Regions from separate parts of the Homo sapiens genome. Here region 2 is linked to region 1. The links are chromatin contacts, found by Hi-C or POLR2A ChIA-PET in ENCODE. All regions are on one chromosome and are shown on one strand. Each heading gives the region's core, a stretch centred on a gene start or an enhancer-like site at or near the end of the contact. The rest is flanking DNA. Distances are from core to core; before and after follow the strand shown. Region 1 overlaps SARDH (sarcosine dehydrogenase). Region 2 holds the start of SLC2A6 (solute carrier family 2 member 6).

Region 1 (4,090 bases), core at 1,148-3,647:
CCAGTGGAGGTTTCACAGTGGCCTGGACTCTGGGCGTCCTCTGGGGACTCCCAGGGACCTGGGTCCTCAGTGAGAGGAACAAAGGCAGTCCTGCTGTGAAACCTGGGACCCAGACCCTCGGGAGCAGGGGACGCGAGGCCTTAAGGCCAGCTGAGGGGTAGCATTTGATCCAGATTTACAGAAATCGAAATCCCCTTCCCGGGGCTGCGTCTCACCAGTCCCCTCTGGTGCACCCACCTTCCATCCCCATGGCAACCCACAGCCCAGGCCAGGCTCCAGAGCTCCAGGGCATCGGGAGGGGAGATGAGAGCCAGAGCTGGCTAACGGGGCCACGGCTCTGGGGTCAGAGCCTTGCAGGTCATCGTCTCTTCTCCTGCTGGCCCCTAGGGACATGCCGTCCTCATGAACCCTGCGGGGAGGAGGGGTCTGGGCAGACCCTGTCTTGAAGTGCAACCCACTGTGTTCCAGTCAGATCTGGCCCTGGAAGCCCCTCTCCCCTGTCCCTGGGCGAGGAGAGGAGAGTCAGGAACACACCCCAGGTCCCAAGATGGGCGGATTTTGCACCCCCACCCGGGAGCCAGCCTGGGTGTCCAGGACACCTTGGCAGGGCTGCAGTGGGTGGGATGTCCCTGCTGGGGAGGGGGGTACTCCATGCAGAGATGCCAGCAAAGCCTGACTCCCTTACAACCTCACACTGGCTCCCACTTGTGTGTGAAGAGGAGGTGAGGCTTGGGCGGACGGGGCTGGCAGCCCTGGGAGGTTAAGAATTGCCCACACCTGCATTCACAGCTGTGCCGTGTCGGCAGTTAGGAGGGCAGGTGGCGGGGTGGGGGGTTGTCTGCAGGAGCAGCGGCCAGGGAGGGGCATGGGGCTGTGGGGCTGTGGGGTGTCTGATGGGGGCAGATCCCAGGGAGGCCAAGGCAGTGGCAGAAAAGCTGGACTCTGGAGCCCACGCACCTGCCTGGCTTCGTGCCACTGCCAGGTCCAGGACTTGTCTGTGCCCTTGGGCGAGATATAACTTCTCTGCGCCTCACTTTCCTCATCTGTAGAAAGGGGCACACCTGGTAGGAGTGTAAGACGCTTCCCGCAGGGGCTGGCCCAGAGCAGGAGCTGGGCCTGGGATTGCCGTGGCTCCAGGGAGCAGCCCTGGCTGAGGTCCTGGGTAACCACCTCTCCCTGTCGTTCCCCACCTTGGGTGCATCCAGCTCCTCCTCCAGCCTCCTGGGCCCTGGCTGGGCTCTCAGACCCACCAGGCAACCCTGCGGCCTCCTTTGTGCCTCTGTTTTGCCTGGACCTCATGGGGGCCCCCTGCCCGCGTCCACAACACACGGGCACTCAGTGCAGGGCTCTCCGAGGGCAGGGCCAGGCCTGACCCCATCACAGCCTCAGCGGGACCCCGCTCTGGGGAGGGAAGCGGGGAGGGGCCAAAGAGGCAGGCTGAGGACCACGTCTTTTCTTCCCAGGTCCTCGAGTACGACTACTACGGGGCTTACGGGAGCCGCGCGCACGAGGACTACGCCTACCGCAGGCTGCTGGCAGACGAGTACACCTTCGCCTTCCCGCCCCACCACGACACGGTGCGTAGCTGGGGTCCACCGTGGGGGTCCGTCCTTCTGCCTGTCCCTCAGATAAGCCATTGCGCCGGCCCTCGGCTGGCCCTGCAGGGGCTCCCCTCCCCCAGGAGTCTCTTCGGGCTCTGCATTCACGCTTTTTTCGGCTGACTCCATTTTGAGGAGGAATCATGCGTTTTCCTCTCCCCCTCCTCCCTCTGTGCCGAGATTTTGCCAGCAGCCAGGCCTGAGCGGAAGTGGTGCTGCTGGGGATGGGGTGAGGTGGGGGCGGAGGCAACGGGCTGGGGCCCGGTGGGGCTGCACCGCTCTGAGCCTCCGCCTCCCGCTCTCCGGAGCTGCGCCGAGGCTGGCATGAGACGTGGTGGGGGAAGGGGGTCCTCCCTCCTGGAAGCCAGCGCAGAGTAGATCCAGGACAAGGGGGCCGCAGGCTCCTGGGCATCAGGCCCCGTATGGGCCCCTCCAAGGGACAAGCAGAGGGAACCAGAGCCGGGAGGGCCGTGGCCTGGAGCCTGCTTGCTGTTCCTCTGGCTCCAAAGTGGGCAGGCGAGGCTGCTCACACGGGGCAGCTGGCAGCCCGTCGCCCCTGCCTGGGGACCTGGCTCCCACGTGCAGGGGGTGGAGGTGAGGAGTCTTGGGGGTCTTCTCCCCCGCAGCAGCCTGCACCACACAGGGGCGTTCTCCCCCGCAGCTGTCCGGGAAGGAGCGAGGCCAGCGTCTGCCCTGGCCTGCCCAGTCGTGTTGTAAAGTGCTCACAGGTGGAGCACAGCTGTTGTCCCCGTGCCACCCCAGGGAGACGCGTGACACCTCACTGCGAATCTGACATAGGAGCAGAGCCAAGGCCTGAGCCCAGAGTCTCAGAGCCCAGGGACAGCTTAGGAGGCATCCACGAGGGGGTTCCTTCCTGGGGCCTCTAGGCCAGTCGCAAGTCCGGCTTGGGTAGGGTCTGACCCTGCGGTCGTCCGTTGCCTTGAAGGGCCCCGCTTGGGTTCATGCTGTGCTGTCAGTGCCTTGAGACTCTTCATGGTCTTTGAGCAAGGTCCCCACTGGGTCCCGCACTGGGTTCTGTAGCCAGTTCTGAAGGGAATAAACCGTTCATTTCCACCATCTCCCCGAAAGCTTGCTCTAGTGGTGGAACATCTGTTCAAGGCGTCGGAAGAGGGGGCTCCTGCAGGAAGGAGGAGGCGTGTGTGTCATGAAGCGCCGCAGCAGCAGGGCCGGCTCAGTGCCCGAGTCCCTTGTCGCTGCCTCCCAGGGAGTGCTCGGGGCTCCGTCTGGCACCTCCGCACCCACAGCTTCTAAAGCCTGTGGGACTCTGGCCCTCGAGGATGTGGGAGCTCGGGGGAGATGCCAACTTGGCTTTGTGGCTTCATCCGGCCTCCGCAAACGCGCCTGAAGCCGTCCTAAAGCACGAAACACGTGCTTGTTCTTGGCGCTGGCAGCTTCCCCGGCCTGCTAGAGGAGCCCAGCGCGGGAGGCTGCTGAGGGTTTTGGTTGGCAGCCCCGGTGGCATCAGCAAAGGTACAGCAGAAACCGACAAAGGGGAGCCCTGTCCTGAAGGACAGTGATGCCTGGTGGGGCTGGAGAAGCCATGGAGAGCTCAGGAGGCAGATGGTCCCTGTGGTGTGCTGGTAACAGCTTAACAACCAGCTCTCTGGGGCAGAGGGGAGGAAGCTGGCTCTGTAGCACCGGCCAATTTCCCTGATGTAAATGCTTTCTCCATGGCTGATTTCAATCCAGTCCGCCAATGAGGCATCACTGAATGTGGAGCTGGGCAGGGATCTGCCTGACCAGCTGTCAGGGTCAGTGCACCCCTGCACAGCCTGGCTGGACCATAACTCTGCCACTGCCTGGCTGTGCCACCATCCCTGGCCTCCCTGAGTATGTGAGGGGTAATATGAGTTCCCTTGTGGAAACTCAAAGGGAGTTTGGGAGGAGATGAAACAGCTTCCCGACACACGGCAGCTGTTCAGGAAGCTGTGGTTGTTGCTGTCATGATTATTTTTTTCCTGTAACAACAATGAGGTGGGCACCTCTGCTCAGCAGTGGGGGGCATGTTGAGCCCTGAAGGGGAAGACCAAGTAGAACATACAGTGAAGAATAGAAGATTCTCAAAACCTCACCCAGGCATTTGTAAACCTGGGGAAGGAAATAGGGAGTGATGTTGTTTATGTGTGTGTGTGTGTGCGCGTGCGTGTGTGTGTGTGTGCTTTGAAAACAGCTTTATTGAGATCTAATTCGCATACTATATGATTTATTCATTTAAAAGGTACAACTCAGTGTTTTTTAGTGAGTTCACGGGATTGTACAACCATCACCATGATCTAGTTTTAGAATGTTTTCATCTCCCAGCAAAAGATACCCCACACCTCACCCTATCCCCAGCCCAGGGCAACCCTACTCTACTTTCTCTCTCTGTAGATATATCTAGTTTGGACGTTTCACGTAAGTAGAATCATAAAAGATGTGTGCTTTTGTGATCAGCTTCTTCCACTTAGCGTGATATTCTCAAGGCACATTCA
Region 2 (4,090 bases), core at 1,073-3,572, 220 kb after region 1:
GCAGGGAAAGGAGGTTGACCTCAGAAAGGCACAAAGAAACCTTCTAGAAGGGTGGAAATGGGCTGGGCGTGATGACTCACGCCTGTAATCCCAGCACTTTGGGAGGCCAAGGCGGGAGGATCACCTGATGTTGGGAGTTTGAGACCAGCCTGGCCAACATGGTGAAACCCCATCTCTACCAAAAATGCAAAAACTACCCAGGTGTGGTGGCGGGCGCCTGTAATCCCAGCTACTCGGGAGGCTGAGGCAGGAGAATCGCTTGAACCCAGTGGTCGGAGGTTGCAGTGAGCCGAGATCGCACTACTGCACTCCAGCCTGGGCAACAGAGAGAGACTCTGTCTCAAAAAAAGATAAAAGAAAGAAAGAAAAGGTGGAAATGTTTTATATCTTGATTGGGGGTGTTTGGGGTTATACAATTGTCAAAACTCATCAACCTATATTTAAAATGGATTCATTTTACTGTATATAAATTATAGCTTAACAAAGTTGATTTTTCTTGTATTTTATTTTTTCAAGAAGGCTCTCCCTCTGTCACCCAGGCTGGAGTGCTGTGGTGTGATCACAGCTCACCGCAGCCTCAAACTCCTGGGCTCAAGCAATCTTCCCACCTCTGCCTTCCGAGTAGCTGGGGCCACAGGCACTTGCCATCACACCTGGACAACTTTTTTAGCTTTTTGTAGAGACAGGGTCACTTTGTTGCCCAGGCTGGTGTCAGACTCCTGGCATCAAGCAATTCTCCTACCTTGGCCTCCTAAATGCTGGGATTACAGGCACACACCACTGCACCTGGCCTAAAGTTGATTTTAAAAGAAAAAAAATACATTTTAAAAAAAGAGAAGGCCGGGTGCGGTGACTCACGCCTGTAATCCCAGCACTTTGTGAGGCTGAAGCGGAAGGATCACAAGGTCAGGAGTTCAAGACCAAGCTGGCCAACATGGTGAAACCCCGTCTCCACTAAAAATACAAAAATTAGCCGGGCGTGGTGGCACATGCCTGTAATCCCAGCTACTTGGGAGGCTGAGGCAGGAGAATCGCTTGAACTCGGGAGGTGGAAGTTGCAGTAAGCTGAGATCGTGCCACTGCACTCCAGCCTGGCCAACAGAGCGAGACTCCGTCTCAAAAAAAAAAAAAAAAATACACATATAGATATGTAAAAATACATACACATATATATGTATATACGTATATATATGGCCACGAGGACTGTGCAGCCTGATCACCATACCAGGGTGTGCCTGAGTCCAAAGCCTATGATCTTGATGGCAAGAAAACGGTGACGTAAAGGGGCTGCACAGTTTAATGGGGGCCCCAATAGCAAATATGCAAAATAGGCACATGAGGAAAAGACTGGAAGAGGCTAAAACGCCATCAAGGTCAGGCTGACGGGAGATGGATGTGATTTTATTGTTCTATTATGGTTGTATTTCAATCATAATAAAAGGGAATTCTAACTTTTAAAAATGCTTTACCATGTTAATAGCTAAAATGGGAAATGACCCAAATACTCAGCAACAAAGGCTCCGTTTAAAAGCGTGTGTGGCACGTCCATCCAACAGAGCAGGGCGTGATTCCGTCCTCTTCCCGAAAAGGCCCAAAGGGAGAGGTGGAACTGCTGTGGGATTTTTTGAGGACGGTCTTCCCGGGAATTTTCCATTTCTGCTTTTCTTATTTTTCAATGTTATCTTACTACCTGGGTTACGTGTCACGAGCTCAGGTTATTTCTACCACCAGAGCCTGGGGTGGAGGATACAGACCTCGCCCACTGGAGCTGCCCACAGCGCCTCGCCGGCCCCTCCTGCCTCCTTCGTCCCGCACATCCGCTGCTGCCCTGACACACCCCGATTCCCTGGTGCCAGGGAGAGCCAGGGCAGAGGTGGCCCTGAGACGCCACGCGACGGGGAGGGCTAGAGCGTAAGGAGGAGCGAGGTGCGCATTCGCTGTGACCCTGGCGCTCGGCTTCGCCTCTCTGGGCCTCGGTTTCCACCCCGCGGGAGCGAGTACGACAGGGGCTGCGCGCATTGCCGCAGTCACGCCTGCAAGAGCCGGGCCGGGTGAGCCGCTTCCGGCGCTCCGCGGGGGCCCCGGACGATCCAGCAGGGGCTCCGCCCTGGGACCCCCATCCTGTCTTGGGGCGTGACCTTCGGGGGCGCACGCGGTGCCGGCCGCGCCCGGGGAAGCCGGGTCCGCATCCGAGCATCAGGACAGCCTGCGGCCGCCCCATTGGCCGGCGTGTCTCTGCAGGGCCGTCCCACAGCCAATAGCGGCCAAGGGGCGGAGCCTGGCCGGTGCCCTCGGAGCTGCTGGCCCCGGGCGGCTGCTCCAGTCTGAGCGCCCTCCGCTCGCCCCGAGAGAGACCCGGCCATGCAGGAGCCGCTGCTGGGAGCCGAGGGCCCGGACTACGACACCTTCCCCGAGAAGCCGCCCCCGTCGCCAGGGGACAGGGCGCGGGTCGGGTGAGAGTCGCTAGGTTGGGGGCTGCGGGTGGGGCCTGGGGGTGGCCCTGGTTCCCTCCAGCCGGCGGCAGGCTCCCGCCCTGGGCCTCCCCTGACCTAGTCGCCACCGAGGGGCCATCTGGCTCCCTCCTGTCCCAGACACGCTACTCCTATTTAAGGAACTGGTCCCCCTAAGGGAAGGAACGATCCACGAGAGTACCGGGCCCAGCCCCCCACTGCCACAGACAGTGAGACTGAGGCCCCAGCGAGCAGGGGTTCTGCCTGAGGTCACACAGCAAGCCTCCAGCCGCCGCCCTGGGGGCAGAACCAGAGCCTCCTCTTCCGGAGAAAAGGCCCCAGCACCAGAGGCTCAGCCACTGCGGATGAGCTAACAATGGCCTGGGAATTTCCCAGGGGAGCTGGGGCTCAGGCCCTGGGAACGTGAATGGCCTTGGACCCAGGCCTCCCTAGCACTGCCCGCTGAGCCGGGCAGCCACTGGGTTCAGAAAAGGCAATGGTCCCTGGAGGAGGGACTCAGAGACCCTGGTCTTTTTGTCCGCCACCATCACCAGGACCCTGCAGAACAAAAGGGTGTTCCTGGCCACCTTCGCCGCAGTGCTCGGCAATTTCAGCTTTGGGTATGCCCTGGTCTACACATCCCCTGTCATCCCAGCCCTGGAGCGCTCCTTGGATCCTGACCTGCATCTGACCAAATCCCAGGCATCCTGGTTTGGGGTAAGGACCATCCTCTGGAGGAGGGTGGGTGCAGGAAGGAGGGACCTGCTGAGCCTTATCTCCAGCTAGGAACCTCCCAAATTCTCCACCTTGGGGGTCCCTCCAGGGCCCTGGTCCCCCCTCCCCCAGCCATCCAGGCCACTAGTGGGTGGGGTAAAGCTACAGGATTCCTCTGAAATGAGGAACTGAAAGCCAGTGGAGAGGGTGAGGGAAGGAGCAGGTGGGGAGGTGGCTGTCAGGGTCTATACTAGGTGGGGCTGAGGCTTCCCCGGGTCCCCACACCCACAGTTGGCTGGATGGGGGCAAGGGTATCAGGTGTCAGTGGGGAGAGGCACTGGCTGGGGCAAGGAGAGTCCGCAGGACAGATTGTGGGCTGATGGAGAGGAAGATCCCAGAGTCCCAGAGTCTAAAATTATAATCTTAATAGCCTCATATGTAGAGTTGTTAACATAGTAGTTAAGATAAAAATTCCCAAGGTTTACTGAGCACTTCCTATGTGCCAGGCATGTGTTGGGCACTGAACGTTCATTGATTCTCAGGGCCAACGCCACGAGGTAGAACTTGCGCTCTCCCCATAAGACAGCTGAAGAAACTGAGGTGCAGACAGGCTGGGCAATGTGCCCAGGTCCCACTACCAGTTAGCAGAGTCCAGAGGGGGTCCCAGTTGCTGCTGTACAGGGAACTTAAGAACCTCCAAATCTTAAAGCCCAGTACCTTCAAGTCACAGAATTCTCCTGTATTAAAATATTAGACATTTAAACATCAGGCTGGACAGAACCACTGTGGATATGTGGCGCAGCACCTCTTCCTTAGAGCAGAATTCCCCGTTTGGGCATCCCTAACAAATGGCTGTTCCTTGAAGACAGGAGGCTCCCTGTTTCAAGTGCTTGACTTGGCCAAGTGCTTGACCAGCTCCTGGGGTC

What was found. Hi-C counts contacts between places; a loop is a spot of excess contacts on that map. ChIA-PET counts read pairs that join two places held with the same protein, here RNA polymerase II (POLR2A). Pooled maps may share reads with other maps.
Region 2: a map of OCI-LY7 shows a loop between it and region 1 (2.6-fold over the local background). The contact joins the promoter of SLC2A6 here to the enhancer-like site in region 1. A Hi-C loop is called at or near these places in 1 of 168 maps with a recorded cell type or tissue (OCI-LY7) and 1 of 50 pooled maps. POLR2A ChIA-PET finds 5 or more read pairs at or near these places in 4 of 52 experiments (GM12878, H1, HepG2 and 1 more).

What each region holds. Positions count from the first base shown.
Region 1 is chr9:133,700,403-133,704,492 of GRCh38, reverse strand. It overlaps SARDH (sarcosine dehydrogenase), which reads left to right. Exons shown (of 21, transcript NM_001134707.2): 13 at 1,464-1,577. Among named protein-coding and RNA genes, the nearest start is that of SARDH, 36 kb to the left of the region's middle. Within about 2 kb of position 2,397, at least 13 of the 41 ENCODE cell types and tissues checked have a DNase peak (open chromatin) inside an H3K27ac peak, as active enhancers do; they include OCI-LY7, where a contact is called at or near this core.
Region 2 is chr9:133,477,331-133,481,420 of GRCh38, reverse strand. SLC2A6 (solute carrier family 2 member 6) reads left to right here and starts at 2,322. Exons shown (of 10, transcript NM_017585.4): 1 at 2,322-2,453; 2 at 3,005-3,167. The coding sequence starts at 2,362. RefSeq lists enhancers at 1,811-2,312, 2,733-2,792 and a silencer at 1,923-2,572.